2 separate regions of the Homo sapiens genome follow, and region 2 is linked to region 1. A link is an interaction called in ENCODE POLR2A ChIA-PET data of the cell type or tissue named here. Cell type or tissue: HCT116. All regions are shown on one strand. Links, peaks and the distances in the headings refer to the core of each region. The heading gives the core; the rest is flanking DNA. Region 1 holds the start of CFAP73 (cilia and flagella associated protein 73). Region 2 overlaps PTPN11 (protein tyrosine phosphatase non-receptor type 11).

Region 1 (16,302 bases), core at 6,465-14,464:
GACTTTTCTCGTATCCTCCCAATCTGCTCCCCCAACACACACTGCCTTTGCTCGATCAGTCATTTCCCTCAAGAAGGCCTTTACAGGGCCAGACATGGTGGCTTACCCCTGTAATCCCAACACTTTGGGAGGCCAAGGTGGGAGGATCGCTGAGGCAAGGAGTTTGAGACCAGCCTGAGCAACATAGCAAGACCTCGTTGCTACAGAAAATTTTAAAATTAACCAGGTATGATGGCTTGCACCTGTAGTCCCAGCTACTCAGGAGGCTGAGGCAGGAGGATGGCTTGAGCCCAGGAGTTCAAGGCTGCAGTAAGCTATGATAGCATCACTGCACTCCAGCCTGGGCAACATAGCAAGACACCGTATCTTAAAAATAAATAAATAGGCTGGGTGTGGTGGCTCACACCTGTAAACCTAGCATTTTGGGAGGCCGAGGCAGGAGGATCACTTGAGCTCAGGAGTTTGAGATCAGCCTGGGCAGCATAGTGAGGCCTCATCTCTATTATAGAATTCTTTTTAATTAAATAAGTAAATAAGGCTGGGCATGGTGGCTCACACCTGTAATCCCAGCATTTTGGGAGGCCGAGAGGGACAGATCACTTGAGCTCAGGAGTCAGAGACTAGCCTGGGCAACATGGCGAAACCCCGTCTCTACTAAAAATATAAAAATTAGCCAGGCGTGGTGGCATGTGCCTGTAATCCCAGCTACTTGGAAGGCTAAGGCACAAGAATTACTTGAACCTTGGAGACATAGGTTTCAGTGAGCCGAGATTGCACCAATGCACTCCAGCCTGGGTGACAGAGCGAGACTTTCTCAAAAACAAATAAATAAATAAGTAAAAGTCCTCCCAATAGGTTAATAAAGATTATAAGAGATGGTGGTGGGGGGAAGTAAAGCACAGGCATCAGTGTAAATGAATACTGCATGGCTCTTTCAAAAATGTTCTCAAGGAAGATTTAATGACAAGAAAATACTAAAAAAGCATAAATGGTGAGGAAAAGGTATATACAACCATATACACAGTATGAGTCTGAGGCCATAGAATATTCTGTGTATGAATATATAAGATCTTTTGTTGAATAAACGTGTATTGAGCACCTACAATGTACTAGATGGTAGGGATATAGCGAGGTTCAAGTGAAGGATAAGATGGCCCCGCGCTGCTCTCCTGGGGCTCTCAGTAAAATAGGAAAGCAGACAAAAGTAACACAGCTCAATAATAAACTCCCAGAGAGTAAAGAACGATGCGAGGATGATGGAGCAGACATGGGGGTACAGCTGGAGCTGGAGGGATTCCTTACACAAAATAGCATGTACTTTTTTTTTTTTTTTTTTTTTTTTGAGGTGAAGCCTTGCTCTGTCACCCAGGCTAAAGTGCAGTGGCACGATCTCGGCTCACTCTGTTGCAGCCTGGGTGGCTGGAGTGATCTTGGCTCACAGGGAGGTGGAGTGGCACCTCTGCCTTCCAGGTTCAAGTGATCCTCCCACCTCAGCCTTCCAAGTAGCTAGGATTATAGGCATGTGCCACCACGCCCAGCTAATTTTTTGTGTTGTTGTTTTTGTTGTTGTTGAGACAGACTTTCACTCTGTCGCCCAGGCCAGAGTGCAGTGGGGCAATCTCGGCTCACTGCAGCCTCTGCCTCCTGGGTTCAAGCAATTCTCCTGACTCAGCCTCCCAAGTAGCTGGGATTACAGGGGTCCGCCAACACACCTGGCTAATTTTTGTTTTTGGTTTCGGTTTGTTTGTTTGTTTTTTTTTTTTGAGACCGAGTCTCGCTCTGTCGCCCAGGCTGGAGTGCAGTGGCGGGATCTCGGCTCACTGCAACCTCCAACTCCTGGGTTCATGCCATACTCCTGCCTCAACCTCCTGAGTAGCTGGGACTACAGGCGCCCACTGCCACGCTTGGCTAATTTTTTGTATTTTTAGTAGAGACAGGGTTTCACCGTGTTAGCCAGGATGGTCTCGATCTCCTGACCCCGTGATCCACCCTCCTCGGCTTCCCAAATTGTAATTTTTGTATTTTTAGTAGAGACGGGGTTTCACCATGTTGGCCAGGGTGGTCTTGAACTCCTGACCCCAGGTGACCCTCCTGCTTCGGCCTCCCAAAGTGCTGGGGTTACAGGCGTGAGCCACCACACCCAACCCCATGTGCTTCTTTTATCATCAGAAAAGGATTCGTGGTCCCTCCGGCTTCTAAAGGAACCACTGTCCCAAGCCATGTGCTCCACAGGCCATGTGGCAAGAGGGGGTGGCTGCTTCCAGACCCCTGATCTCTCCAGACTTGTGGCCTCTCCCACGGCCCCAAGTACAGGTGAGTGGCTCTCACCTCTAATCCCAGCACTTTGTGAGGCTGAGGCAGGAGGATTGCTTGAGCCCAGGAGTTTGAGACCAGCCTGGGCAACATAGCAAGACCCTGTCTCTACAAAAAATAAAAATAAAAAATTCGTTGGGTGTGGTGGCACACACCTGTAGCCTCAGCTACTCCAGAGGCTAAGGCAGGAAGATCTCTTGAGCCCAGGAGTTTGAGACCAGCCTGGGCAATGTAGTGAGACCCCGTCTCCATACATAAATAAATGGAATAGTTGTCCTTTATTTGTATTTCCACAGTCTCTGAGAAGCCCTTACAGAGGAGTGGGGAGGCAGAGATGCTCCCCCAACCCCAGGCCCCAGAGGCACCGCTGTGTGACCTTGGTCTCTTGTTCCCTTATTTCGTGGCAATTTACATGCTTCTCTTACCTTCTAAATGTCAGGGACAGTGTCTGATTCATGTTGAGCCTCCCACACAGCTAGGCACATAAGAAAGACTCACGACACGCACACCGGGCTAAACAGAATTCAGTTCCCCTGGAGGGCTGGAACCCGGCCTCTCTTCATGTGATAACAGTCACATTATTTTTTACTTCCTCCCTCCCTACAGTGCCTAGGAGGGCAGCTTCGTCATTGCCAATTTACCACCTGCCCAGTGTACCTACACCTTCAAACCAGGAGGCCTGTGTCCCCTCCTGGGGAGTGGCACCTTCCATTCTGAGGCCAAGACCAGGGCAAAGCAGACACGGGCCCTGGCCTAGGCTGGGGTGATGGGTTGTTCTTTGTCTCAGGAACACAAAGCCCTGTTTGTGATTGCTGGGCACGATTCTGGGCAGGGAGCCACGTGGGACAGGAGGCAGCGGTGGCAGGAGTGGGCAGGAATTCCCAAACCCCCTCCTGCGGGCTGGCTGCCGAGGTTCCCTCCTCCCAGGGCCTGAAAACAAGGTGTCTGTCTTTCAGTCGGCACCCCCACTTCCTCCTGCCTCAGCCCCACTCCCCAGAGTTCTCCCCGCACCCCACCTTGGAATGGAGAAGTAGAAATGGGGAAGGCACGGAAGCGTGAGATGGGCGGGTTGGGGGATATTTCCAGAGCTTGTAGGTTTTCAGCCAAGGGCAAGGCCGGCTGAGCTGTGTCCTGCTGTCACTCAGCGTCCCCACCCTCCAGGAGGTAGGGGCAGAGGCATGAAGGAGGCTGAGCTGGCAAGACACTGGGACTCCCACCCCGAAGCATGGCGGGAGGGCTTGGGAACAGCACCCCATTGAACAGAGAGGAATGCTGAGGCCTGGGTAGGCAAGGGTATTAGCTGGCTGCAGAGCTGAAGCCACAGCCCCAGCCTTCTAAGAGAAGTGGTTTGTGCAAGGACTTTCTTCCCTTCCTTAAGCCATGAGCAGCTCCAGGAGAGGGAAGTTGAATGATTTTTTTTTTTGAGATGGAGTCTCTCTCTGTCACCCAGCCTGGAGTGCAGTGGCATGATCTCGGCTCACTGCAACCTCCTGGGCTTATCCCTTCCTCAAGGAGGCCTCCCTGCCCCTGTGCATGCTCTCTAGGCCTCTCCTCCTAACCCATCACATATCTGTAGGGTGATTTGATTGCTCTGACTTCTCCACTGGCCTGTAAGCCCGGGAAGTCAGGTTTTGTCTTGTCCCCTGCTATATCCTTAGCATTGAGCACAGTGTCTGGCATAGGGTAAGATGCTCAATAAATATTTGCAAAAACCACTTCTAAAAGAACATAATGGCTGGGTGCGGTGGCTCATGCCTATCATCCCAACACTTTGGGAGGCTGAGATGGGTGGATTACCTGAGGTTGGGAGTTTGAGACCAGCCTGACCAACATGAAGAAACCCCCTCTCTACTAAAAATACAAAAAATTAGCCGGGCGTGGTGGCACATGCCTGTAATCCCAGCTACTCGGGAGGCTGAGACAGGAGAATCACTTGAACCTGGGAGGTGGAGGTTGCGGTGAGCCAAGATTGTGCCATTGCACTCCGGCCTGGGCAACAAGAGAGAAACTCCGTCTCAAAAAAAATAAAAATAAAAATAAGAATAGAAATTGCTGGTGTGGTGGCTCACGCCTGTAATCTCAACACTTTGAGAGGCTGAGGCGGGAGAATCACTTGAGCCCAGGAGTTTGAGACCAGCCTAAGCAACATAGCAAGACCTCATCTCTACAAGAAATTTTAATAATTACGGCCGCACACGGTGGCTCATGCCTGTAATCCCAGCACTTTTGGAGGCCAAGGCAGGCGGATCACCTGAGGTCAGGAGTTTGAGAGCAGTCTGGCCAACATGGTGAAACCCCATCTCTAATGCCTGTAATCCCAACACTCTGGGGGACCGAGGTAGGAGGAGGCCGAGGTAGGAGGCTCTCCTGAGGCCAGGAGATCAGGACCAGCCTGGGCAATGTAGTAAGACCCCATCTCTACAAAAAAATTTTTTAAACTTAGCCTAGCACGGTGGTGCACACCTGTAGTCACAGCTACTGAGAAGGCTGAGGTGGGAGGATTGCTTAAGCCCTTTAGCCTGGGCGACAGAGTGAGACTCTGGCTCTAAAATAAATAAATAAATAAATAAATAAAACTCTACAGTTAAAAACAATCCAGTTAAGACATAGGCAAGAGGCGTTTCACTGAACTGAACATATATTTTACTGAGGAGGATATACAGATGGCAAACAAGCACATGAAAAGATGTTCAACTTCATTAGCCTTTAAAGAAATGCAAAATAAAAACACAATGTGCTATCACTACATGCCTATCAGAATGGCTGAAATAAAAAAATAGTGATCACAGCAAAGATACAGAGACACTGGATCATTCATTTTTTGCTGGTGGAAATGTAAAATGTGCAGCCCCTATGCAAAAGAATATGAGAGGTTTTTTTAAATTTTTTAATTTAATTTTTTTTTTTTTGAGATGGAGTCTCACTCTGTCCCCCAGGCTGGAGTGCAGTGGTGCGATCTCAGCTCACTGCAACTTCTGCCTCCTGGATTCAAGCAATTCTTCTGCCTCAGTCTCCCAAGTAGAGTAGCTGGGATTGCAGGTGTGCACCACCATACCAGGTTAATTTTTGTATTTTTAGTAGAGATGGAGTTTCACCATGTTGGCCAGGCTGGCCTCGAACTCCTCCTGACCTTAGGTGATCTGTCCGCCTCAGCCTCCCAAAGTGCTGGGAGAAGTGCTCAGCTCACTCTGTTGCAGCCTGGGTGGCTGGGAGAACAGCGTGAGCCACCATGACCGGCTGGCAGCTTCTTTAAAAACGAAATGTCACTTACCATACAGCCCAACAATTTCACTCTTGGGCATTTATCCCAAAGAAATAAAGGCATAGGCTCACACAAAAAGTAGCACATGAATCTTCATGGCATATATATATATTCTTTATATATATAATTTATTTATATGTATATATATTTTATATATGTATGTATATATTTTGGAGACATGGTCTCACTCTGTCGCCCAGGCTGCAGTGCAGTGATGTGATCACAGCTCACTGCAGCCTTGACCTCACAGGCTCCTGCCTCAGTCTCCCAAGTAGCTAGGACCACAGGCCTGTGCCACCAAACCCAGCTGATTTTTCTTTTCTTTTTTTTTTTTGTAGAGACAGGGTCTCTCTATGTTATCCAGACTGACTTTGAACTCCTGGGTTCAAGAGATCCTCCTGCTTCAGCCTACCAAAGTGCCAAGATTACAGGCATGAGCCACTGCACCTGACCCAGCTTTACTCTTAATAGCTTTATTCTTAAAAACTGGAAATGACCCAAATGTCCTTCAGCCTGAATGGTTAAACAAACTGTGGTACACCCATACCATGGCATGCTGCTCAGCAATCCAAAGGAACAAACTATCGATACATACAACAACCAGGATGGATCTCAAGAGAATTACGCGTAGTGAAAAAAGCCAATCTCAGAAGGTTACATACTGAAAGATTCCCTTTCTCTCCCCTCCCCTCCCTTCCCCCACCCCTGCTCCCCCCTCCCCCTCCTTCCTTTTGAGACAGGGTCTTGCTCTGTCACACAGGCTAGAGTGCACTGGCGGGATCATGGCTCACTGCAGACTCTGTCTCCCAGGATCAAGTGATCCTCCCACTTCAACCTACCGAGTAGCTGAGACTACAGGCATGCGCCACCACGCCTGGATAACTTTTGTATTTTTTTGTAGAGACAGGATTGCATCATGTTGCCCAGGCTAGTGTCAAACTCCTGGAGTCAAACGATCCTCCTGCCTCGGCCTCTCAAAGTGTTGGAATTACAGGCGTGGCCACCGTGGCTGGCCAATTCCATTTCTCTAACATCCTTGACATGTCAAAATTATACAGATGAAGAACAGAGGAATGGTTGTCAGGGCTTAGGGAGGGGAGAAGCAGGAGACCAGTATGCCTCTAAGTGAACCTTGTGATGAACTGTTCTGTATTTTGACTATAGTGGTTGTCACATAAATATACCTGAGGCAAGGCTGCATAGAACTAAATATACACACACACACACATACCCATGAATGCATGTTAGAATGGTGAAATCTGAGTGAGTTCAGTGGGTTGTATCAATGCCAACTTTCTGATTGTGATATTGTACTATAGTTACGCAAGATGTTACCACTGGAGAAAACTGGGTGGAAGGGATATGGGATCTCTCTGTATTGGTCCTTAAACTGCATGTAAATCTACAGTTATCTCAAAAATTAAAATGTAATCTAGGCCGGGTGTGGTGGCTAACGCCTATAATCTCAGCAGTTTGGGAGGCAGAGGCAGGCGGATAGCTTGAGCACACAAGTTCAAGACCAGCCTGGACAACATGGTGAAACCCCACCTACAAAAAATACAAAAATTAGCTGGGTGTGGTGGCACCTGACTGAGGTCCCAGTTTCTTGGGAGGCTGAGGTGGGAGGATGGCTTGAGTCTGGGAGGTAGAGGTTGCAGTGAGCCAAGATCATGCCACTGCATTCCAGCCTTGTGGTAGAGCCAGACCTTGTCTCAAAAAAAAAAAAAAAAAATTAAACCATAATCTATACTACAATACAACTATTAAAATGACCTTTTTTTTTTTTTGAGACAGAGTCTCACTCTTATCACCCAGGCTGGAGTGCAGTGGTGCAATCTCAGCTCACTGCAACCTCTGCCTCCCAGGTTCAAGCGATTCTCCTGCCTCAGCCTCCTGAGTAGCTGGGATTACAGGCACATGCCCCCATGCCCAGCTGATTTTTGTATTTTTAGTAGAAACTGGGTTTCACCATGTTGCTCAGGCTGGTCTTGGTGACCTCAGGTGATCCACCTGCTTCAGCCTCCCAAAGTGCTGGGAATACAGGCATGAGCCACCACACCCGGCCATAAAATGACTTTTTAAAAAACTGACAATACCAACTGCTGGTGAGGATATGGAGCAACTAGAACTCTCCTAATGGAGCAACTAGAACTCTTGTACATTGCTAGTGTGAATATAAAAATAGTACAGCCACCTTGAATAACAGCTTGCAGTTTTTTATACAGTTAAACATACACTTACCATACGACACAGCAATACCACTCTGACATATTTACACAAGTGAAATGAAAACTTATGTTTGCACAAAAACCTGCACATGAATACAGCCTGTATTTGCAAGTGCCCAGAACTGGAAGCAACTCACCTGTCTTTCATCTGGGGAATGAATCAACAAACTATAGTATTCATAATATAATGTACCCGGCAATGAAAAAGAATGAGCTACTGATACACATATCAATATGAATGAATCTCAAATGAATATTACTAAGTGAAAGAAGACAGACTCAAAGGGCTACAAAGTGTATACCGTGATTTCATGTATGATATCCTGCAAAAGGTAAAACTCGAAGGACAAAGAATATGTAGAAGTTGCCAGAGGCTGGTGTGGAGGGAAGGGTTGATTATAAAGGGGCACAAGGGCTTTTTGGGGTGATGGAAATGTTTTGTATGTTGATTGTGGTGGTGATTACATGACTTTATGCATTTGCCAAAATCCATAGAATGGTATATGGAAAAAGTGACTTTTACTTTTTGTAAAAGATACCTTTATCTTTTAAAAAATTAAGAAAAAAATGAAGCCAGGCAAGGTGGCTCACGCCTGTAATCCCAGGACTTTGGGAGGCTGAGGCGGGCAGATCGCCTGAAGTCAGGAGTTCATGACCAGCCTGGCCAACATGGCAAAAACCCATCTCTACTAAAAATACAAAAAACTAGCCAGATGCGGTGGCGCGCGCCTTCAATCTCAGCTACTCCAGAGGCTGAGGCAGGAGACTCGCTTGAACCCAGGAGGCAGAGGTTGCAGTGAGAGGAGATCGTGCCACTGCACTCCAGCCTAGGTCACAGAGCAAGACTCCATCTCAAAAAAAAAAGAATGAAAAAATGAGATCATATCTTATTGTAACTTCACATCAATTTGTGCAGAAAGACAGCATGTCCAATTTAATTTTTAAAAATGCTCAAAGGTAAAATGTACATTATTTTAGTTCTTTTTAATTTCTTAGATATTGATTGATTGATTGATTGAGACAGGGTCTTGCTCTGTTGCCCACGCTGGAGTGCAGTGGAGTGATCATAGCTCACTGCAACCTCAACCTCCTGGGCTCAAGTGATCCTCCTGCCTCAGCTTCCCGAGTAGCTGGAACTATAGACACATGCCACTATCCCCAGCTAATCTTATTATTTTTTGTAGAGATGGGGTCTCTCTGTGTTACACAGGCTGGGCTGGAACTCCTGGGCTCAAACAAGCCTCCCACCTTGGCCTCCCAGAGTGCTGAGATTACAGGCATCAGCCACCGCACCCGGCCCTAGTTCTGTTTTTTAAAACATGCTCTAACGAAATCCTTAGGAGTTTTTTAAGCAATGTAGGATTACAAGGAACTATAGGTTTTTGAAACAGCATTGCTCTACATTAAGAAAATACATTTCTTTGAATGGAAAATAAATTATTTAAAATGGAAAATAAAATGACCGGAAGCAGGGAGGACAAGATGCTAGTGTTTGTTGCTTTGAATTGAAGAACCCAAGGGTACTTTTTATATTACTCTTGGTACTTTTCCCTAGTACCATCCACCCCCCACAGGGCTGTCTTAGGGATTAATTTAGATACTATAGAGTGCTGAGCATAGCATCTAACCCACAGTAAAGCCCAAACTATTGGCCAGGTGTGGTGGCTCACGCCTGTAATCCCAGCACTTTGGGAGGCCAAGGCAGGTGGCTCACTTGAGGTCAGGATTTCAAGACCAGCCTGACCAACATGGTGAAAGCCCATCTCTAATAAAAATACAAAAATTAGCCAGGCCTGGTGGAGTTCACCTGTAATCCCAGCTACTCGGGAGGCTGAGGCACGAGAATCGCTTGAACCTGGGAGGCAGAGGTTGCAGTGAGCCGAGATCGAGCCTCTGCACTCCAGCCTGGGTGACAGAGCGAAACTCCATGTCAAATAAATAAATGCCCGAACTCTCAGCTTCTCCCATCACCCCATCCCCCAAGTCCAGACCATCCCTTCTAAGCTGGTCTCCACTAGGAGGTCCTGATGGTCTCCCTTTCCCTAACCAGGCTGGGGGCTCCCTGAGAAATAGCCAGAGGAGCCCCATCACCAGGACAGGGAGTGGCGCCTCAAAGGGCTGGGAGTGAATGACTCCACCCAGGGCCTGGCTAGCAGTGCGCGCCCAGTAATTATTCTTTCGAGCCATTAACTGAGTACACACAAGCGTGGCCCAGATAGTGAGGCTATCCCACCCAGCCAGGAAGAAGCTTGGCCAAACGTGGGGCACTAAGAGAGGCAATTTCTTGGCCAAGGGAGCCCCATCCTCTCCATTGCACCACCGATTTGATGGGGTGTTACAGGCCTCTCCAGGAGGGGCAGAGGTGCTCCTTTCCTCGCAGGCCCCTCCCTCTCCCTCCAGGCGGCAGCTAGGCGATGGAATGTTGTGTGGTCGGTTGCCAGGCAACCAGAGCCTGCTGGTGGCTGCCTTCTGGGCCGAGCTGAGCAGGCTTCCACACCACGCTCCACAGAACCCCCAGGGTCTCCTAAGCTTGTGCAAAACTCCAGCTGGTGGAAAGAAAGCTGGGGCAACTGCCAGAAGGATGGCGGTGCCCTGGGAGGAATATTTCCGACTGGCTTTGCAAGAGAAACTGTCTACGTGAGTGGGACGTAGAGGGAGGGAGGGCTAGAAGGAGGGCGGGAATGCGTGGGCTGGCCCATCCTTTCTTCCTCACCTCCTGGGTCCTGGCTTTGGGCAGATCATAGTGGGGGTTATTGTCCCCACTTCACAGAGGAGGAAACTGAGGATCAGAGAGAAACCGAGGCATCACCATGGTCTCAGGGATCGTTCCTGATCCCCCACCCCTAGCTGACATCCGGCTGAGATTAAATCATTCAAACCAAGCTGGGAAGGAATTATTCTATGAAATCCTGCTCCCCAATCCACCCCCAAAACTGCATTTTCAGGAGGAACAGAGGAAGCTTGTTCTGTGTCTCCTTCATGTTCAGCAGCATGGCCTCAAGTCCCAACCTCAGTATCAGCATCTGTAAAATGGGGAGGGGGGTTTTCTTCTGGACCACGGCTGGGAAAGCCTTGCTGATTACACATTAGTCATTCTTTCTGCTCTCCCTTTCTCCCGGGGCGCTGGACTCCAGAACCCCACTGCCTCCTGGGCCTCTCCCTGCAGAGGTCTCAGGCATCTCGGGCTTGGCCGTAGTAGGGAGCTGGTCTCCCCCACCTGACCTGCTCTCCTGCAGCCTCATCCTTCCGGCTCCTGGGGTCACCTCTGACCCCTTTCTCACTCCCCTCCCCACTCCATCAGTTCTGCTCTCACCTCCTGCCACTGCTGCCCTGCTCAGAACCACACTATCTCTGGAATATCCCGTGGCCCCACCACTGGTCTCCCGCAGCTGCCCACTGTCCTTGCTCCTCAAAGCAGCCAGAAGGGCCCCTCCTCTGCCCAAAACACTCCCTCCGCTCCCACTTCACTTAGAGTCAAGGCCAAAGTCTCCACTCACCATGGCCCACCGCAGTTGGATTCTCAGCTCCTCCCTGCTCCCAATTCCCATCTTTTTCCTCCTCCCTCCCTCCTCTGCAGCCACCCTAGCCACACCAGGGTCCTAGAATCTGTTCCCTGGAGATGTCCACGTGGCTTGCTCCCTCTTCTCCTCCAGGTCTCTGCTCAGATGCCACCTCCTCTGTGTTGAAAGATTCCTTTAGTCCACTTAATTTTTCATCTCAGTGCCTACCATGTCCTGGCATTCTTTATTATTATTATTATTATTATTTATTAGCTTGATTTTCTGTGGCTCCCAGAACAATGCAAGTTCACGAGGGAACAGGGATTTTTGTCTGTCCTGTTTACAGCTGCACCCCCAGTGCCTACAAGGGTGCCTGGCCCAGAGTAGGTGCTCAGGACAATTTGTTCAATGAATAAAGAATTCAACCAGGTGCGGTGGCTCACACCTGTAATCCCGGCACTTTGGGATGCCAAGGTGGGTAGATCACATGAGGTCAGGATTTCGAGACCAGCCTAGCCAACATGGTGAAACCCTGTCTCTACTAAAAATACAGAAATTAGCTGGGCATGGTGGCGTGCACCTGTAATCCCAGCTACTTGGGAGGCTGAGGCAGGAGAACTGCTTGAACCTGGAAGGCGGGAGGTTGCAGTGAGCCAAGATCGTGCCACTGCACTCCAACCTGAATGACAGAGCAAGACTCCATCTCAAAAACTATATAATAATAATAATAATTCAACCAGATGTGGTGGCTTATGCCTGTAATCCCAACACTTTGGGAGGCTGAGGCAGGAGGATTGCTTGAGTCCACGAGTTCAAGACCAGCCTGGGCAATAAAACAAGACCTCATCTTTACAAAAATAAAAAAATAAAAATTAGCCGGGTGTGGTGGCACATGCCTGCAGTCCCAGCTACTCAAGAGACAAGATGGGAGGATCGCTTAAGCCCAGGAGTGAGCTATGATGATTAGACCACTGCACTCCAGCCTGGGTGACAAAGCAAGACCCAAAAACAAGTCTCAAAAAAAAAAAAAAAAAATTAAACAGCCAGCAGGTGGCTAATGGGGCACTCCAGACACAGTGGTGAGATGTGGGGCCCTGAAACATGCTTCCTTCACCCCCACCTCCTACTTGAGCCTCTTCAGAAAGCTGCCAGAGCAGGCTGAGGATCATGTCCCACCAGTACTGCGTCTCCTGGAGAAGAGGCAAGAGCTGGTAGATGCAGACCAGGCCCTGCAGGCCCAGAAGGAGGTGAGCCCCCACTACTGTAACGAGGTGGTGAGCTGGTGGATGGGAAGTGATGGAGCCAATTTATTAGTGACAAGGTCTGAGACAAGTCATTTCACCACTCCAAGCCTTGATTTCCTCATCGTCAAATGGGGATCAAATGAGACCAGTTGTTGGTGCAAATAAATTTGTGTGCATTGAGCATGTGCTGGGCACTGCATTAAGCCCTGGAGGTCTTACGATAGTCCCTGGCCTTGTGGGGCTCACAGTCTAGAGAGGAAAACAGATAAGTGTTCAGGTGGTGACTGCTACAGGGAAGAAGCACTGGGCAGGGGCTGTGGAAGCCCAGAAGTCCCTACCTCCCCATGGGGGTGGTCAAGGAGGGCTTCCTGGAGGAAGTGATGTCTTGGGGATTGCTGAAGGGCAAGTCGGCTTATCCAGCAAAGGTGAAACAGATGAGGAAGGAAAAACAGGCAGAGGAAAACCATACACAAAGACTGGTTGGAAGGCAAGAACCAAACACAGGTGGTTGAGTGGCTGGAAGACAGAATATGGGAGGGCAGAGGGTAAGATGAGGCCTGAAGGAAGGGCAGGGACACTGGCATTCGAGGGCTGGAGGAGGGTGTTTGGGCTTCATCCCTGGGTGATGGGAGCCCCGGATGGGTTGAGCAGGGAGCAGCCACAGATCAGGGACAACAGGTGGAAGGGGTTAGGTGTGAACCTGACAGCATGGGAGGACCCGGACCCCCGAACCCACACAGACAACCCACTCCTCACCCCCAGGTGTTCCGCACCAAGACGGCAGCCCTGAAACAGCGTTGGGAACAGCTGGAACAAAAGGAGCGGGAGCTAAAGGGATCGTTCATCCGCTTTGACAAGTTTTTGCAGGTAGGTGGAGCCTCCTGGGGGGGAGGCGGGGCCTATGGGTAGCAGCCCACACTCCTATAGGGGCCCGGCAGGTAACAAAAATAAAAGAAGTGGTTTTCGTCATGCAAAAGGAAACGGCGGGAAACACACACGCACTGCCTGAAGCAACCGATTAAAAAAAAAAAAAGCGGGCGGGGGAGTTGGGTGAAGAGCCAGCTTCCGAGCCAGGCCTGCTGGCCGCCCCTGGTTTTGCGAGCGAATGTCAGGGCAGGATGGAGGTGCCGAACTCCCCGCCAGCTCCTGAGTCCTGAAGGTCGTCTTCTCCCCACCGTACTCCCCAGGACTCCGAGGCCCGGCGCAATCGCGCGCTGCGGAGGGCGGCGGAGGAGAGGCACCAGGCGGGCCGTCGGGAGGTGGAGGCGCTGCGTCTGTGGACCCAGCTCCAGGAGCTACGGCGGGAACACGCGCGGCTGCAGCGCCGGCTTAAGCGCCTGGAGCCCTGCGCGCGCCTGCTGGAGCAAGCGCTGGAGCTGCTGCCCGGGGTGAGTCCGGGGCAGGAGGCTGGGAGCTCGGCGCCACCGCGTGGCGCTGAGTGGCTCAGGGACGGCTTCGGACCGGCGAACTACTGGTTCGCTGAACTACTGGAGATCTTGGCATGCATGCCGAGAACTATCACTTATGGAGCGCTCACTGTAAGCAAGGGATACGCTTTGGTTTTTGTGGTTGTTAGTTTTGGAGGTTTTTTGAGACAGTGTCTCGCTTTGTCACCAGGCTGGAGTGCATTGGCGCGATCACGGCTCACTGCAGCCTCGACTTCCTGGGCTCAAGGGATCCTCCTGCCTCTGCCTCCCAAGTAGCTGGGACCACAGGCGCACGCCACCACGCCTAGCTATTTTTTTAAATTATTATTTTTAGTAGAGACGGTGGTTTCTCTATGTTGCCCAGGCTGGTTTCGAACTCCTGGGCTCAAGCGATCCTGCCACCTCCGCTCCCAAAGTGCTGGGATTACAGGTGTGAGCCACCGCCCACGCTTTGTTCTTGAATCCTCCCCAAAGTCCAGTGAAGTAAGTCCTGTTATTGTCAACTGTCCACCCCATTTTACAGATAGGAGAACTGAAGATTCAGAAAGCTAACTCTGGCCGGGCGCGGTGGCTCACGCCTGTAATCCCAACACTTTGGGGGGCCAAGGCGGGAGGATTGCTTGAAGCCAGGAGTTCGAGACCAGTCTGGGTAACATAGAGTGACACCTGTCTCTACAAAAAATTAGTCGGGCGTGGTGGCGTGTGACTATAGTCCCAGCTACTTTGGAGCGGAGATGGGAGGATCGCTTGAGCCCAGGAGTTCAAGATGACAGTGAGCTATGATCGCGCCACTGCACTCCAGCCCAGGTGACAGAGCGAGACCTTGTCTCTAACAAATGGAGGTTGACATTTAAGTCACTTTCCAGAAAGATTATTCCAATAATAAGGAACGCTGGCGGCCAGGTGGGATGGAGAGGGTAAGGCACTGCAGGCCCATGTGAGTCCCTTCCCCGCCCCCGACTCTAGTTCCAAGAGGTTCCGGAGCTGGTGGCGCGCTTCGACGGCCTGGCCGAGACGCAGGCGGCGCTGAGGCTCAGGGAGCGCGAGCAGCTCGCGGAGCTGGAGGCGGCGCGAGCGCGGCTGCAGCAGCTGCGGGACGCCTGGCCGGACGAGGTGCTCGCACAGGGCCAGCGGCGGGCACAGCTGCAGGAGCGCCTGGAGGCTGCCAGGGAGCGTACGCTGCAGTGGGTACGACCCGCCCTAGGTGGGGGGCGCTCCGGACCCCAGGCTTCCACAGCCGGGCGGGGAGGAACGCCAGGGCTGATGAGGACCGATGGGGCAATGCTTACCCCAGAGGGTCCGCTGCACTAAGGAGGGGAATCTCAGGCATCACCGAGCCGTTTCGGGCATGAGGCCCCGCCCCATCCGCCTGCACAAGGCTCCTGCACCCCACTCCCGAGAGCACCTGACTGCCTGACTGGCAGAGGTGGATGGGAAGAATGCCGGGCGCGGTGGCTCATGCCTGTAATCCCAACACTTTGGGAGGCCGAAAGGGGCGGATCACCTCAGGTCATGAGTTCGAGACCAGCCTGGCCAACATGGTGAAACCCTGTCTCTACTAAAAATACAAAAATTAGCCAGGTCCACTGGCGGGCGCCTGTACTCCCAGCTACTCGGGAGGCTGAAGGAGGAGAATCGCTAGGCTCTGGGAGCCGGCGGTTGCAGTGAGCTGAGATCAGGCCACTGCACTCCAGCCTGGGCGACAAAGCTAGACTCCATCTCAAAAAGAAAAAAAAAAAAAGTGGCTGGGAAGAGGGGGCAGCCCGCCTTGGCCCAGTTGCCATAATTGGGAGTGGGGCGGGTGTTCTCCAGGAATCCAAGTGGATTCAGATTCAGAACACAGCAGCGGAGAAGACTCTGCTCCTGGGACGCAGCAGGATGGCTGTGCTCAACCTGTTCCAGCTAGTGTGCCAGCATCAGGGGCAGCCTCCCACCCTGGACATCGAGGACACGGAGGGACAGCTAGAGCACGTGAGGACCCCTCTTTATGGCACCTCCAGCCCCCAAACACTCCCTCTTTGGAAAAATGAGCCTAAAACCCCACAGTTAGTGACACCTTCTCTGGGTTAAGCATGGCCCTCTACGGTCAGAGCCCTTGCCCCAGCCGTGGCTCGATTGTCGGGCAGGCACCCGGTCTAGGATGGATTCCTGGGTGCATCTTGGCTCTGACAGTGGCCAGAAGAAAGCCATGCCCCTCTCTGCGACAAAGCTAGACTCTATCTCAAAAAGAAAAAAAAAGTGGCTGGTCTCAATGCCCTCCCTCTACCAGGAAGGCCAGGGTTTGTGCTGAGTCCCTCTTTTCTCACAGGATCCAACAGCCCACACGTG
Region 2 (16,302 bases), core at 8,188-16,187, 700 kb before region 1:
GGTTTCCAAAGAATGATTGATTTAAAGACCCTCAAATTGCAAGTTAGAACTGACTTCAGTCCTTGAGGTTTTTTACCATTTAATGAATAATTAAATTTATGGTAATAAATGGTAATAAATGGTAAAAATGGTAATAAATTTTACCATTTAATGAATTTTTCTTAAAAAGCAATTGAATTGTTGATGAAAGGTGATGTTAAAATTATCCCAGATTTATCAATCTTTTTTTTATTGCCCCTGGATTTTGAGTCATAGAAAGCCTTTCCTTATTCTAAGGTTAACAAGACATTCACCCATGTTTTCCTCTAGTATTGCATTGTTTCATCTTTTACGTTTATTATTTATTTTATTTTATTTTTTTGAGACAGGGTCTCACTGTGTCACTCAGGCTGGAGTGCAGTGGAATGATCTTGGCTCACTGCAGCCTCTGCCTCCCGCCTCCCGGGTTCAAGCGATTCTGCTGCCTCGGCCTCCCAAGTAGCTGGGATTACAGGCACCTGCCACCGCGCCTGGCTAATTTTTGTATTTTTTTTTTAGTACAGATGGGGTTTTGCTGTTGGCCAGGCTGGTCTCGAACTCCTGACCTTAAGTGATCCACCCGCCTTGGCCTCCCAAAGTGCTGGGATTACAGGCATGAGCCACCGTGCCCGGCCTAAAATTTATTCTGATATGTGATATGATGTATGGTTCTAACTACTTTGTTACGGTGCATTATTTTCTAAATGTGGTATTGGATTCTTTTATATTTTGTTTAGAAGTTCTGCATCAATATTCATGAGTACCATTGGTCTCTGTTGTTTTTCTTGTGCCATCTTTATTGGTATAGGTATCAGTGTTATATTTAGTTTGTAAAAGGAAGTTGGAAGTTTTCCTTTCTTTTTAGTACTCAGGAATGATTTTAAGAATTGAGACTATTTGGTCTTTGAAGGTTTGGTAGAAGTCCATTGGGAATCCATCTGGGCCTGGTGATTTTCTGTGCGGTAGTTCCTTAATTGTTTTCCCTATTTTTTCTTATTTTTAATCAGGTAGCCTCTGAACCAGAATAGGTTCAGAGAGGCTCCCTCTATTTTTTTTAATACAAGTTGGTCTGCCTAAGTTTTCTTACTCTAATGGGTTAATTTTTGTAGACTGCATTTCCCTGAAAAATTACACGTTTGTTCTAGGTTTTCTGACTTATTTCCACAACTTTTTAGTCTTTCCCCCTGGAATCATGCCCCTTTCCATAAACAGGACTCTGATGTACCTGAAGTATTTTCACACTTCGGGTGGACTTTCTGTTTCTGGGGGTGGTTTTAGAGCAATTTTAGGCCTGCCACTAGCTACCCTGTTCTCTACACCATGCTGTTTTTCTCAGAATGCTCTTCTTTTGCACAAAGGCTTGGAGTAGGAGGTTGAGCAGTCACTCACTGACGTTTGGTATATTTTCTTTTTTTTGCTTACAGGTAATCTGGAAGTTTGGGCATTCTCTTTAAGTTGAGGGTGTGGTTTTCATGTCATTTTATTTGTTTATTGTTTTCTTGTGTGTGTTTCTTAGAGACAGGGTCCCACTCTTGCCCTGGCTGGAGTGCAGTGGCGTCTTGATCATAGCTTACTGCATCCTCAAGCTGCTGGGCTTAGATGAACCTCCCACCTCAGCCTCCTGAGTAGCTGGGACTACAGGAGCACACCACCATACCTAATTTTTTTTTTTTTGAGACGAAGTCTTGCTCTGTCCCCCAGATTGGAGTGTAGTGGTGCAATCTCGGCTCACTGCAACCTCTGCCTCCCGGGTTCAAGCGATTCTCTCACCTCAGCCTCCCGAGTAGCTGAGACTGCAGGTGCATGCCACCATACCCGGCTAATTTTTGTATTTTTTAGTAGAAACAGGGTTTCACCATGTTGGCTAGGCTGGTCTCAAACTCTTGACCTCAAGTGATCCACCCACCTTGGCCTCCCAAAGTGCTGGGATTACAGGCTTGAGCCACTGTGCCTGGTCCCTGGCTAATTTTTAATTTTTTTGTAGAGATGGGATCTTGCTATGTTGCCCAGGCTGGTCTTGAACACCTGGCCTTAAGCAATCCTCCCACCCTAGCCTGCCAAAACACTGGGATTTACAGGCATGAACCATTGTGCCTGGCTTGTTTTGTTTTTAATTCTATGTTGTTTTTGAAGGATGTATGGGGAGAGATGGATTTAGGCAATCATCGTTGTCCTTGGCTACCTGAAAGTCCAGGCACTCTTCTAGATACTTTATAAATATTAACTCATTTTATCCTCTCAACAACACTATGACATGGGTACTGTTACACCTTCCATTTTATAGGACTTAACAGAGAGGTTAAATATGTAGCCCAGGGTCACAGAGAGCTGGGCTTCAGACCAAGACAATCTGGCACCAGAGTCTATGTGGCTACCCCTAAGGCTTTGCCACCATGTGTTAGTGATTCTCAGCCTGTCATTTGGGGAGGGGATTGCCCTTTTTTTTAAACTTTTTAAAAAATTTATTCTTATTTTATTATATTTTTGAGACAGAGTCTCCCTCTTTTGCCGAGGCTGGAGTGGAGTGGTGTGATTTCAGCTCACTGTAACCTCTGCCTCTGGGGTTCAAGTGATTCTCATGCCTCAGCCTCCCAAGTAGCTGGGATTACAGTTGCCAGCCACCATGCCCAGCTAATTTTTGTATTATTATTATTATTATTTGAGACGGAGTCTCGCTCTTTTGTTCAGGCTGGAGTGCAGTGCTGTGATCTCGGCTCTCTGTAACCTTCGTCTCCTGGGTTCAGGTGATTCTCCTGCCTCAGCCTCCGGAGTAGCTGGGACTATAGGCGCGCACCACCATACTTGGCTAATTTTTTGTATTTTTAGTAGAGACGGGGTTTCACTATGTTGGCCAGGCTGGTCTCGAACTCCTGACCTCAGGTGATCTACCTGCCTTGGCCTTCCAAAGTGCTGGGATTACAGGTGTGAGCCACCATGCATGGCTGGATTGTCCTTTTTTAAAAAAAAAAACAAAAACAAAAAAAAAAACCCAAACCATAAACCCAATATTCTGAAAGATTTGGTCTCCACACCTGTGTTATATAATAATTAGTTTTTCCATTTTTTTCCTCTTGGTAGAAGGCACATATGCCACTCAGTTTCCAGTTGCCACACCCAATTAACATAATTGTTTTGCAGCCAAAAGCAAAAGAGAGTTGACATTTTAATTAGCTTATGTAGGTAGACAAATTGAGGCCTAATGTAAGAGTTTCATTATACCTTTTTGAAAAACTATAAATAGCTAGAAGCCAGTTGTCATTACTTTTTGATTCCTTAGAATTCTGGGCATCTTTCATCTGGAACCACAGATGAAAGAAGCTGCAAGGAAGGATTTTTTTTCTTAACGGAATAGTTTAACCATTCTGAATGCAAAAGTATTGGATGCTAGAATAATAGGTATCACATAAATTGAGGTTGACGTTTTCCCGGGTGAAATTCTATTCTGTCTCAATTTTCCTTTTTTTTTGAGACGGAATCTTGCTCTGTCGCCCAGGCTGGAGTGCAGTGGCATGATCTCGGCTCACTGCAAGCTCCACCTCCTGGGTTCATGCCATTTTCCTGCCTCAGCCTCCCGAGTAGCTGGGATTACAGGGGCCTGCCACAACACCCAGCTAATTTTTTTGTATTTTTAGTAGAGACGGGGTTTCCCAGGATGGTCTCAATCTCCTGACCTCGTGATCCGCCTGCCTCGGCCTCCCAAAGTGCCGGGATTACAGGCGTGAGCCACTGTGCCTGGCCTTTTTTTTTTTTTTTTTTTTTTTTTTTTAAGACAGAGTCTCGCTTTGTTGCCTAGGCTGGAGCGCAGTGGCATGATCTCAGCTTATTGCAACCTCCGCCTCCCGGGTTCAAGTGATTCTCCTGCCTCAGCCTCCCGAGTATCTGAGATTACAGATGTGTGCCACCATGCCTGGCTAATTTTTGTATTTTTAGTACAGATGAGGTTTTGCCATGTTGCCCAGGCTGGCCTCAAACTCCTGACCTCAGGTAATCCTCCTGCCTCAGCTCTTCCCAAAGTGCTGGGATTATAGGCATGAGTCACCGGGCCCAGACTCAATCTTCTGACAAGCTCTCAGAGAGAGTAAAAAGCAAATGAATATTTCATTATTTTGATCTGAGCTTTACGATTTTTCTTTTCTTTTCTTTTTTTTTTTTTTTTGAGATGGAGTTTTGCGTTGTTGCCCAGGCTAGAGTGCAGTGGTGGCGATCTTGGCTCACCGCACCCTCCGCTTCCCGGGTTCAAGCGATTCTTCTGCCTCAGCCTCCTGAGTAACTGGGATTACAGGCATGCGCCACCATGCCCGGCTGATTTTGTATTTTTAGTAGGGACAGGGTTTCTCCATGTTGGTCAGGCTGGTCTTAAGCTCCCGACCTCAGGTGATCCACCTGCCTCGGCCTCCCAAAGTGCTGGGATTACAAGCATGAGCCACCTTGCCCAGCCTTTTTTTTTTAAATCTGAGAAGAGGTCTTGCTCGATTGCCTAGGCTGGAGTGCAGTGGTGCGATCTCTGCTCACTGCATTCTCTGCCTCCCAGACTCAAGCAATCCTCCCACCTTAGCCTCCTGAGTAGCTGGGACTACAGGCATATGCCACCACACCTGGCTAATGTTCGTATTTTTTTGTAGAGACAGGGTTTTGCCATTTTGCCCAGGCTGGTCTTGAACTCCTGACCTCAGGTGATCCTCCCACCTTGGCCTCCCAAAGTGCTGGGATTACAGGTGTGAGCCACTGTGCCTGGTCTCCTTCACTGTTGTAAGATACTTGAATTGGGTCAATATTTGTGGAGAAGTCTCTTAAAAGTTCACTTGATTGTCAGTACTAGAACTCTACATTTAATATTGACATATTCCTGGGAGCATTTCAGAGCATTCTATTAGCTTAGAAAGGTCCAGGATAATTTGACTTTAGAAGTTACTGTTACCATGAATCTCAATGACTTTTGAAATCCATGAAGAATATCTTTTTTTTTTTTTTGAGACGGAGTCTCACTCTGTCGCCCAGGCTGGAGTGCAGTGGTGATCTGGGCTCACTGCAAGCTCCGCCTACTGGGTTCACGCCATTCTCCTGCCTCAGCCTCCCGAGTAGCTGGGATTACAGGCACATGCCACCACGCCTGGCTAATTTTTTTGCATTTTTAGTAGAGAGGGGGTTTCACTGTGTTAGCCAGGATGGTCTCGATCTCCTGACCTTGTGATCCGCCCGCCTCGGCCTCCCAAAGTGCTGGGATTACAGGCGTGAGCCACCGCGCCTGCCCAAGAATATCTTTTTGCTGGTAACTAGAGAGGACTCCTCTGAAGCAGATGCCATTCATGATGGATTTCATCATTTATGGGTTTTAAAAAACATTTTATTTTGAAATAATTTCAAATTTAAATAAGAGTTGCAAAATAGTACAAATAATTCGTGTTAACTTTTCATCCAGATTTACAAGTCAACCTTATACAGGTTGAGTATCCCTTATCCAAAATGCTTGGGACCAGAAGTGTTTTGGATTTCAGATTTTTTCGAATTTTGGAATATTTTTATTATATACTTAAGCATCTCTAATCCCCAAATCTCAAATCTGAAATATCTGAAATGCTATGATGAGCATTTCCTTTGAGTGTTATGTGGGCACTTTTTAAATTTATTTAATTAATTTATTTTTTGAGATGGAGTATTGCTCCATCACCCAGGCTGGAGTGCAGTGAGCGATCTTGGCTTATTGCAAACTTCACCTTCTGGGTTCAAGTGATTCTCCTGCCTCAGCCCCCTGAGTAGTTGGGACTATAGGCGCTTGCCACCACGGCCGGCTAATTTTTGTATTTTTAGTAGAGACAGGGTTTCACCGTGTTGGCCAGGCTGGTCTCGAACTCCTGACCTCAGGTGGTCCACCTGCCTCCGCCTCCCAAAGTGCTGGGATTACAGGAGTGAACCACCGCGCCTGGCCATGGATTTTGCAGCATTTTAGATTTGGGATACTCAACCTGTACCATGTTTACTCTCTCTCCTCTCTCTCTCTCTCTTTTTATATATATATATATATATATATATATATATATATATATATATATATAAATTATATATACACTACACATATATGTATGTATATGTATGTATTTTATATATAAAATACATATCTACATATAAAATACACATGTATATATACATGTGTACATATATGTGTCTCTATATTTAAGTTTTGTTGGAACCACTTGAGGGTAAGTTGCAGACATGGCGTCTCATTGCTCCAAAATACTTCAGTGTGTATTTCTTAAATACAAGGACACTTGGTTACATAACCACAGTATATCACCAAATGTATATTATAACAAGACTACCATCAAATCCTTATATCTCTTTCAAATTGTTTTAGTAATATCCTTATAGCAAAAGACAAAACAACAACAAAAACTGTTCCCTTTTATTTTGTTTGTTTTGGTCCATTATATGTCCAGGTTATGCATTAATGCATTGTGTTACTTGCTAAGTCTTGTTACTGGCCTTTAATTAGGATATTTCTTTGCATCCCGCCAAACTCCTCTTCATGGTTGTATCTTTTTTTTTTTTTTTGGAGATGGAATTTTGCTTATGTTGCCCAGGCTGGAGTATAATGATGCGATCTTGGCTCACTGCAACCTCCGTCTCCCGGGTTCAAGCGATTCTCCTGCCTCAGCCTCCCGAGTAACTGGGATTGCAGGCCTGCGCCACCTTGCCCAGCTAATTTTGGAATTTTGTGAGACGGGGTTTTGCCATGTTGGTCAGACTAGTCTCGAACTCCTGACCTCATGATCCGCCCGCCTTGGCCTCCCAAACTGTTGGGATTACAGGTGTGAGCCACTGTGCCCGGTCTTTTTTTTTTTTTTTTTGAGACAGGGTCTTATTCTGTTGCCTGGCCTGGAGTGCAGTGGTATGATCTTGGCTCACTGCAACCTGGACCTCCTGGGCTCAGGCGATCCTCCCACCTCAGCCTCCTTAGTAGCTGGGACTATAGGCACACACCACCATGCATGGCTAATTTTTATATTTTTTTGTAGAGACTGGGTTTCGCCATGTTGCCCAAGCTGGTCTTGAACTCCTGGGCTCAAGTGATCCACCTGCCTTGGCCTCCCAAAATGCTAGGATTACAGGTGTAAGCCACTGCGCCTGGCCCTAATTTTTGCATTTTTTGTAGAGATGGGGTTTCACTATATTGCCCAGGCTGGTCTTGAACTCCTGGGCTCAAGTGATCTTCCCATCACAGCCCCCTAAAGTGCTGGGATTATAGGCGTGAACCACTGTGCCTGGCTGAGGATTAAGTTTCAACCTCAGGGGAGCGGCATTCAAACTATAGCATTGTCCTTTAGTGACTGGCTTAGTTCACTTAGAATGTTTGTCTATTCATCCATCTATAGACACTGTTTTCTTTCACCTTTTGGCTTTGCAAATAATGCTGCTGTGAATATGAGTTATAGAAAAATACCAATTTGAATCCGTGTTTTCAATTACTTTGAGTATATACCTGGAAGTGGAATTTCTGGATCATATGGTACTTCCAAGTTTTTTTTTTTTCTTTTTTGAGACAAGGTCTCACTCTGTCACCCAGGCTGGAGTGTAGTGGCACGATCTTGGCTCACTGCAACCTCCGCCTCCCGGGTTCAAGCGATTCTCCTGCCTCAGCCTCTCAAGTAGCTGGGATTACAGGCACGCGCCACCACGCCCAACTAATTTTGTATTTTTAGTAGAGATGGGTTTCTCCATGTTGGTCAGGCTGCTCCCGAACTCCCGACCTCAGGTGATCTGCCTGCCTCAGCCTCCCAAAATTCTGGGATTACAGGTGTGAGCCACCGCACCTGGCCTCCATGTTTCAATTTTTAAACAAACAATTAGTTAAAAAAATAGGAAACTAAGAGAATGAACTATTTCCTGTTTTATTCAGTGGGTTATAATCTGTTACTATCATTGTTTATTTTGAGGTACAAATTGTCCCTACTTTGGCCAGCAGAGGATCCTGCAGTTTGTCTCCTGTGTCCTTTTCATAGCTCCTTGTTGGAACTCTTACTGGCCCACAATAGGATGTTCCAAGTTCATCTTCTTACTTTTACTGCCCCAACGCTGGGATCAGCCATTTCTTCAAGGAGGCCAGTTCCTTTCATTGGAGAATGGAAAACCCAATATGTAGAAACCAAGATAGAGGTGTTAGGTGTGATTGCTACTGGAGTGTCATTGCTTCCAAACCCTTTCAGAAGAGACCTAGGAAATGTGTGTGTGTGTGTATATATATATGTGTGTGTGTGTGTGTATTCATAAAAGCACATACACATACACATACCCCGAAGCATGTATTTCTGTATTATTATTATTTTTTTGAGATGGAGTCTTGCTCTGTCGCCCAGGCTGGAGTACAGTGGCACGATCATGGCTCACTGCAACCTCTGCCTCCTGGATTCAAGCAATTCTCCTGTCTCAGCCTCCTGAGTAGCTGGGATTACAGGTGTCCACCACCACGCCCACCTAATTTTTGTATTTTTAGTAGAGATGGGGTTTCACCACATTGGCCAGGATGGTCTTGAACTCCTGACGTCAAGTGATCTGCCCGCCTCGGCCTCCCAAAGTGCTGGGATTATAGGCGTGAGCCACTGTTCCCATCCAGAAGCATACATATCTATTTCTATATCTACATTTCTGTCTTTACATGTATATATTAAAAATTACAGTTTGCACTAATACCTCCAATTACAATCTAACATCATGGGATTTATTCTGGCTTTCTCCCTTCTCATATTTGTGTCTCCCCAACAGTGAGAAACCTGGCTTGCTATCCTCAACATGGTAACTTATTTATTAAGAAACTTATTCTTTTTTTTTTTTTTTTTCTGAGATTGAGTTTCGCTCTTGTTGCCCAAGCTGGAGTGCAGTGGTGTGATCTTGGCTCACCGCAACCTCTGCCTCCTGGGTTCAAGCGATTCTCCTGCCTCAGCTTCTCAAGTAGCTGGGATTACAGGCATGCACCACCATGCCCAGCTAATTTCGTATTTTTAGTAGAGATGGGTTTCTCCATGTTGGTCAGGCTGCTCTGGAACTCCCGACCCCAGCTGATCTGCCTGCCTCGGCCTCCCAAAGTCCTGGGATTACAGGCGTGAGCCACCGTGCCCTGCCTCTAGTTTATTTATTTTTATTCCATGTGCTCAGTCTTGCGAGCACGTGGTCTGTTTTCTTGGGCCTGGCCCCCTCAGTGCACTGTCTTAATACCCTAGCCCCCAGTCCCTCTGATCATATCCCCAGACACCCCTACTGAATCCCAGGTCTCTACCAAGGGAAAGGCAGGGAGGAGGCATTGACCAAGGAGAAGAGGGGGAAGGGACAGGGAAGGTCTTGATTTGTATTTTCTAAAATTTTCTACTCTGCTCATAATGCGTCTTAGCTGTGTTGTTGTGGAAAGTAGTGCTGACAGTGTCTTGTTTTTTTATTACTTACTTTGTCTTTCTTTTTAAGATGGTTTCACCCAAATATCACTGGTGTGGAGGCAGAAAACCTACTGTTGACAAGAGGAGTTGATGGCAGTTTTTTGGCAAGGCCTAGTAAAAGTAACCCTGGAGACTTCACACTTTCCGTTAGGTAAGTTGGAATGAAAAGAGAGGATCCTGAGAGTGTTTTCTAGGTAGGAAGTGGTAAAACCATGCTTGGATAGCTTGCTGCCTGCATTTCGAGTTTGAAGGCCTTATCTGAGCCCTGGGCTGCCTTCAGGGTTTGGGGAGTGGCCTCCTGGACATTTAGCAGAAGAGGAGTAAGGAGGGCCCTTCTTCTCCCTCTGAGACCTCATGGAAGGTGAGTTGGAGCAGGTCATAGAAGTTCTTAAGCCCTCCAGTGCTTGAGACTTGTTCCACACATCTTGAACCTGGTTTCTGCATTTTTCTTTTCCTTCCTGTTGATTTATTTAAAAATTTTATTTCTTTTCAATTTTTTTTTTTTTTTAAATAGAGGTGGGATCTTCCAATGTTGGCCAGGTTGGCCTTGAACTTCTGGCCTCAAGCAATCCTGCCTCGGCCTCCCAAAGTGTTAGGATTACAGGCGTGAGCCACTATGCCTGGCCTTCTTTTTTTGAGACAAGCTGTTGCTCTGTTGCCCAGGCTGGAGTGCAGTGGTACGATCACAGCTTACAGCAGCCTTGAACTCCTGGGCTTAAGTGATCCTCCCGCCTCAGCCTCCCGGGTAGCTGGGACTCCAGGCTTGTGCCACCATGCTCAGCATTTTTAAAAAATATTTTTTGTAGAGATGAGGTCTCACTGTATTACCAAGGCTGATCTTTAACTCTTAGCCTCAAGTGATCCTCCTGCCTCAGCCTCCCAAAGTGTTGGGATTACAGGCATGAGCCACCACACTCAGACTTTGTTGACTTCTTAATAAGAAAAATACTTGTTAAGAGTTTCTTCAGATCACTTTCCTTTATCAACAAGTAAAACATGACTGAGGAAGTTGTGGTCCCCTTTGCTTCCCTGCCCAGGCCCGTTTCCCTCCCTCTTTCCCCAGAGGAAACCACCAAGAGGTTGGCATATATTCTTCCTGAACGTGTTTTTATAGTTGTACTGCACTTGTACTGTGTATGAACAATATAAAGTTGGTTTGTGTGTTTAAAAAATTCACATACATGGATTTATAATGTATGTATCATTTTGCAACTTAAAAATTTTTTTTTGAGCTCCATGCTGATTGATAACGATCTATTTTTTTTTTTTGAGATGGAGTTTCAGTCTTATTGCCCAGGCTGAAGTGCAATGGCGTGATCTCAGCTCACTGCAACCTCAGCCTCCTGGGTTCAAGCTATTCTCCTGTCTCAGCCTCCGGAGTGGCTGGGATTACAGGTGCATGCCACCATGCCCAGCTAATTTTTGTATTTTTAGTAGAGATGGGGTTTCACCATGTCGACCAGGCTGGTCTCAAACTCCTGACCTCAGGTGATCTGCCTGCCTTGGCCTCCCAAAGTGCTGGAATTACAGGCATGAGCTACCATGCCTGGCCTTTTTTTTTTTTTTTTTTTGAGACAAAGTCTTGCTCTTTTTCCCAGGCTGGAGTGCAGTGGCCACAATCTTGGCTCACTGCAACCTCTGCCTCCTGAGTTCAAGCAGTTCTCCTGCCTCAGCCTCCTGAGTAGCTGGGATTACAGACATGTACCACCATGCCAAGTTAATTTTTGTATTTTTTGTAGAGACTAGGTTTTACCATGTTGGCCAGGCTGGTCCTGAACTCCTGACTTAAAGTGATCCATCTGCCTTGGCTTCCCAAAGTGCTGGGGTTACAGGCATGAGCTATCGCGCCTGGCCTGAGAAATCTCATTCTTACTCCTACTCCCTTGCACACTATCTCCATTCTGTAGGTAGCCATTTCTATTAATTTCTTGTTTACCCTTCTGTGTTTCTTTCATTCTTTTTCTTTTTTTCTTTTTTTTTTTTGAGACAATCTTGCTCTGTTGCCCAGACTGGAGTGCAGTGGTGTGATCTTGGCTCACCGCAACCTCCACCTCCTGGGTTCAAGTGATTTTCATGACTCAGCCACCTAAGTAGTTGGGATTACAGCGCCTGGTGTACACTACCACACCCAGCTAATTTGTGTATTTTTAGTAGAGATGGGGTTTCACCATGTTGTCCAGGCTAATCTCCAACTCTTGGCCTCAAGGGATCTGCCTGTCTCAGCCTCCCAAAGTGCTGGGATTATAGGCATGAGCCACCATGCCTGGCCCTATGTTTCTTTTTATAAAAATAAGCAAATTAATATTTTTATTACTATTTTCCTTTTATTTTTACACATCAAGTAGAACATTAAATATATTTCTCTGTAATTTTTTTCAGTTACCTAAATCTTTTAGTGATCTCTCTCATCTTTTTAATCAGCTGGATCGCATTCTATCATGTGAATATTTTATAACTTCTATATACTGTCACCAGCAGGTAGCGATTTAGTTGTGTCTAATATTTTAAAATGATATATAATGCCTCAATGAATATAGTAACCTTTTGCATATATTGTTTTGTGCTTTGGGATAACACTACCTCGTATTGGAAACTGTGTCATTACATGTGTCTTTAAAATTACATGTGTCTTTTTATTTTTATTTTTATTTTTTTTGAGTGGGAGTTTCACTCTTGTTGCCCAGGCTGGAGTGCAGTGGTGAGATCTCGGCCGACTGCAACTTCCGCCTCCCGGGTTCAAGCGATTCTCCTGCCTCAGCCTCCCCAGTAGGTGAGATTACAGGTGCCTGCCACCACGCCCAGCTAATTTTTGTATTTTTAGTAGGGACGGGGTTTCACCATGTTGGCCAGGCTGGTATCGGTCTGCTGACCTCAGGTGATCCTCCCACCTCAGCCTCCCAAAGTGCTGGGATTACAGACGTGAGCCACCATGCCTGGCCATCACTTTTTTTTTTTTCTTAATTGCTGCATAGTGGCCGGGCACAGTGGCTCACGCCTGTAATCCCAGCACTTTGGGAGGCCAAGGCAGGCGGCGGATCATGAGGTCAGGAGACCAATACCATCCTGGCTAACATGGTGAAACCCCGTCTCTACTAAAAATACAAAAAAATTTAGCTGGGCGTCGTGGCGGGCGCCTGTAGTCCCAGCTACTTGGGAGGTTGAGGCAGGAGAATGGTGTGAACCCGGGACGTGGAGCTTGCAGTGAGCCAAGATTGCACCACTGCACTCCAGCCTGGGTGATGGAGTGAGACTCTGTCTCAAAAACAAACAAACAAACAAAAAAATTGCTGCATAGTATTCCATTGTATGAGTAGTAACACAACAATTTTTATAATGCATAGTATTCCATTGTATGAATAGTAATGTAGCACTATTTGTTTATACATTTTTATGATTAAAAAACAAAATGTTTTTCTATTATGAATAAAGTGGCAATGAATATTTTTGTACAAGTGTTTTGGTAGCTATACAGTTATTGTCACTTAATATATGCAATTCGATAGGCCAGTCATTCAAAATAGAAGATATACAAGGTAGGCCGGGCGTGGTGGCTCACGCCTGTAATCTCAGCACTTTGGGAGGCCGAGGTGGGTGGATCACCTGTGGTTAGGAGTTTCAGACCAGCCTGACCAACATGGAGAAACCTCATCTCTACTAAAAATACAAAAGTAGCTGAGCGTGGTGGCGCATTCCTGTAATCCCAGCTTCTTGGGAGGCTGAGGTAGGAGAATCACTTGAACCTGGATTTATAATGTATGTAAATCCACCGCGAAGGTTGCGGTGAACCGAGATCACGTCATTGCACTCCAGCCTGGGCAATAAGAGCGAAACTCCATCTCAAAAAAAAAAAAAAAAGATATGCAAGGTAAAGATACTAATAAAGACCTTTGTGTTGAGTTGGTTGACATGTGGTTATTTCACCCATCGTATTTCTTATAGGGAATAGGTAAATTCGTTCCTTGGGTTTCTTTCAACACTTAGGTAAAATCCGACGTGGAAGATGAGATCTGATTTTACTGGTGTAACTCTTTATTTGTCCCCTTGCCTCCCTTTCCAATGGACTATTTTAGAAGAAATGGAGCTGTCACCCACATCAAGATTCAGAACACTGGTGATTACTATGACCTGTATGGAGGGGAGAAATTTGCCACTTTGGCTGAGTTGGTCCAGTATTACATGGAACATCACGGGCAATTAAAAGAGAAGAATGGAGATGTCATTGAGCTTAAATATCCTCTGAACTGTGCAGATCCTACCTCTGAAAGGTCAGTAACATTTTAGTGACCACAAAGTCTGCTGCTCCCTTGTGCCCTGAGTGTCAGAAATGCATGACGGTCTGTGTATGACTCTCTGACTCCAAAGGCTTGTGACTGTTTTTTGAGCTGTAATCTTTAAAGAATTACTAAAGTGAGACTAATAGCATCAAATTATTTTCAGAGTACCTTTTTCCTGCAAAAGTTTTAATCAGTGTTACTTACACTCATCCTATAGGGGTTGCATACCATTCCTGCATATACTTGGTACGTGTATTAGTTTTAAGACTTATTGAACTTCAGCAGATAATCTTTGAGAGTTATTAGAGGAAAACAAATGATAATGGAGACACCAAAATAGCAGCAGTTTTCTATGGTGGCTCTCGACCAGTTATTCAGCAATGTCACCAACAGATGTCAGTTTAAGCTCAGAAGTGGAAAAGCAGAGAGCTCAGAGGGTCAGCTTTTTCATCAGTTCTTTTAATGTTATCACCACAATTATGTGAGAATGACCTTGCTTAGAGAAAATTATGTTATTTTCGAGATCTTTCCCCCTGTGTTGGAACTAGGCTGATGAAAGCATGGGCTTGACTTATTTATTGATTGTATTCGTTTTGTACATTCCCAATCTCCTCTCTGACTTGGTGCAAATTCAGGATCTCTTAGTTAGTTTGTATATTTTGTGTCTTCAGGTATGATTTTTTCAGCTTATACCTTTATGTCAGTGCTATTATGTGCTGATAATTTGTTTCTCTAGCTACCACCGTAGCTTCAGGCAAAAGGCTGTCAGCCAACTCTGTACAGTTTATTTCTAAATTTTACTGTTTTCAGTTGAGTATGGATGAAGAATAACTCAAAGTTTATTCTTTTGATGATGAGCCCTTAACACCACCTGCCATGATAGTACTTGCTTTCTGACCAAGATCCTGAGGGAAAAAGCCACTTTATTATTAGAACTATGTTAAGATGCTTCCCAAAAAACATGGAGCAGTATTGTCTCAAAGTCTGTCCTTGGATGGCTTTGGATGCCTACATCAGGACTGTCTGATGTGCTGGTTAAAATGCAGATTCCTGGGCCTCATTCAGACTTACATGTATTGATATTGCTGGTTGTGGAGCCTGGGAATTCATATTTTTAGCAAAATCCCTCATTTTTACTCCAAGTCTTATGTGCATTATACAGTTTGAGATGATCACCCAGGATATAGTCCAAAGACACTGGAGGCTGTTGAAGTATAGGTTGTATATATGGAAAAGGTTGGAATGTTTGAATTAATTTATAATGAAGATCCTTTTTAATTGAGTGTTCACATGCCAAGGCAAGGACAAACATTCAAAATGATTTTCTGTCTCTGTTACAACTTTTTCTTTCTTTTTTTTAATTTATTTATTTGAGATGGAGTCTCACTCTGTCACCCAGGCTGGAGTCAAGTGACGCGATCTCGGCTCACTACAACCTCCGCCTCCCAGATTCAAGTAATTCTCTTGCCTCAGCCTCCCGAGTAGCTGGGACTACAGGCATGTGCCACCATGCCCAGTTAATTTTTGTATTTTTAGTAGAGACAGGGTTTTGTCATGTTTGCCAGGCTGGTCTCAAACTCCTGAACTCAGGTGATCCGCCCACCTTGACCTCTCAAAGTGCTGGGATTATAGGCGTGAGCCACCGTGCCTGTCTCTATTACAACTTTTTATTACAACTTCTTTATTTTGACTTTATTTTTACAAATTATTTATTTATTTTTTTTGAGATGGAGTTTCGCTCGTCACCCAGGCTGGAGTGCAATGGTGCGATCTCAGCTCACTGCAACCTCCGCCTCCCAGGTTCAAGTGATTCTCCTGCCTCAGCCTCCTGAGTAGCTGGGATTACAGGCACTTGCCACCACACCCGGCCAATTTTGTATTTTTAGCAGAGACAGGGTTTCACCATGTTGGTCAGGCTGGTCTCGAATTCTTGACCTCAGGTGATCCACCTGCCTCGGCCTCCCAAAGTGTTGGGATTACAGGCATGAGCCACCACGTCCGGCCGACTTTTATTTTTTTTTCTTGAGACAGGGTCTTGCTCTGTCACCCAAGCTGGAGTGCGGTGGCATGATCATAGCGCACTGCAGCCTCGACCTCCTGGACTCAAGTGATCCTCCTGCCTCGGCCTTGTGTATAGCTGGGATTACAGGCAGTTGCCACCATGCCAGGCTAATTTTTAATTGTTTTGTGAAGATGGGGATTTCACTGTGTTGCCCAGACTGGTCTTGAACTCCTGGCCTCAAGTGATCTTCCTGCCTTGGCCTTCCAAAGTGTTGGGATTACAGGCATAAGCCACTATGCATGGCCTGTAACTTCTTTAAATGGCTATAATTAAACAGTTGGTCCTTTTAAGATTGGGCAATGGACGAATGGCAAATTGCATTTTTAAAAGAGGAGGGATTTAAAAAAAAACAGGAAAGATTGGGGCATTTGTCTCTAAAGGACTGTGGACTCATTTAAGAAGTTTAGTGGTCATTCTTACCATCTTTGTGGTTTTTCCTGCCTGCATGGGATGCAGATTTTCTGTCTCAGGTGGGATTGATCAATCCCTTGGAGGAATGTGTCTACTTTTTAATTGTGTTTAGGAG

What was found. ChIA-PET counts read pairs that join two places held together with the same protein. Peaks named below come from ENCODE experiments on the same cell type or tissue, not always from the same donor. Only the 100,000 strongest peaks of a DNase experiment are listed, where the experiment ranks them.
Region 2: POLR2A ChIA-PET joins it to region 1 with 5 read pairs; 3 of 35 experiments call an interaction of 5 or more read pairs at or near these places.

Annotation. Positions count from the first base shown.
Region 1 is chr12:113,139,474-113,155,775 of GRCh38, forward strand. It overlaps CFAP73 (cilia and flagella associated protein 73), which reads left to right and starts at 10,251. Exons shown (of 8, transcript NM_001144872.3): 1 at 10,251-10,440; 2 at 12,445-12,550; 3 at 13,310-13,414; 4 at 13,735-13,935; 5 at 14,941-15,162; 6 at 15,787-15,945. The coding sequence starts at 10,385. RefSeq lists an enhancer at 15,331-15,830 and a silencer at 16,197-16,302. In HCT116, for the core only: a CTCF peak has its summit at 13,975 (motif pointing left); DNase peaks (open chromatin) are centred at 10,218, 13,508 and 13,958; H3K4me3 peaks cover 2,102 bases; H3K27ac peaks cover 915 bases.
Region 2 is chr12:112,436,808-112,453,109 of GRCh38, forward strand. PTPN11 (protein tyrosine phosphatase non-receptor type 11) reads left to right here. Exons shown (of 16, transcript NM_002834.5): 2 at 9,469-9,591; 3 at 13,511-13,705. Among named protein-coding and RNA genes, the nearest start is that of PTPN11, 26 kb to the left of the region's middle. RefSeq lists a silencer at 1,886-2,089. In HCT116, for the core only: no CTCF peak of the experiment used is centred there; no DNase peak of the experiment used is centred there.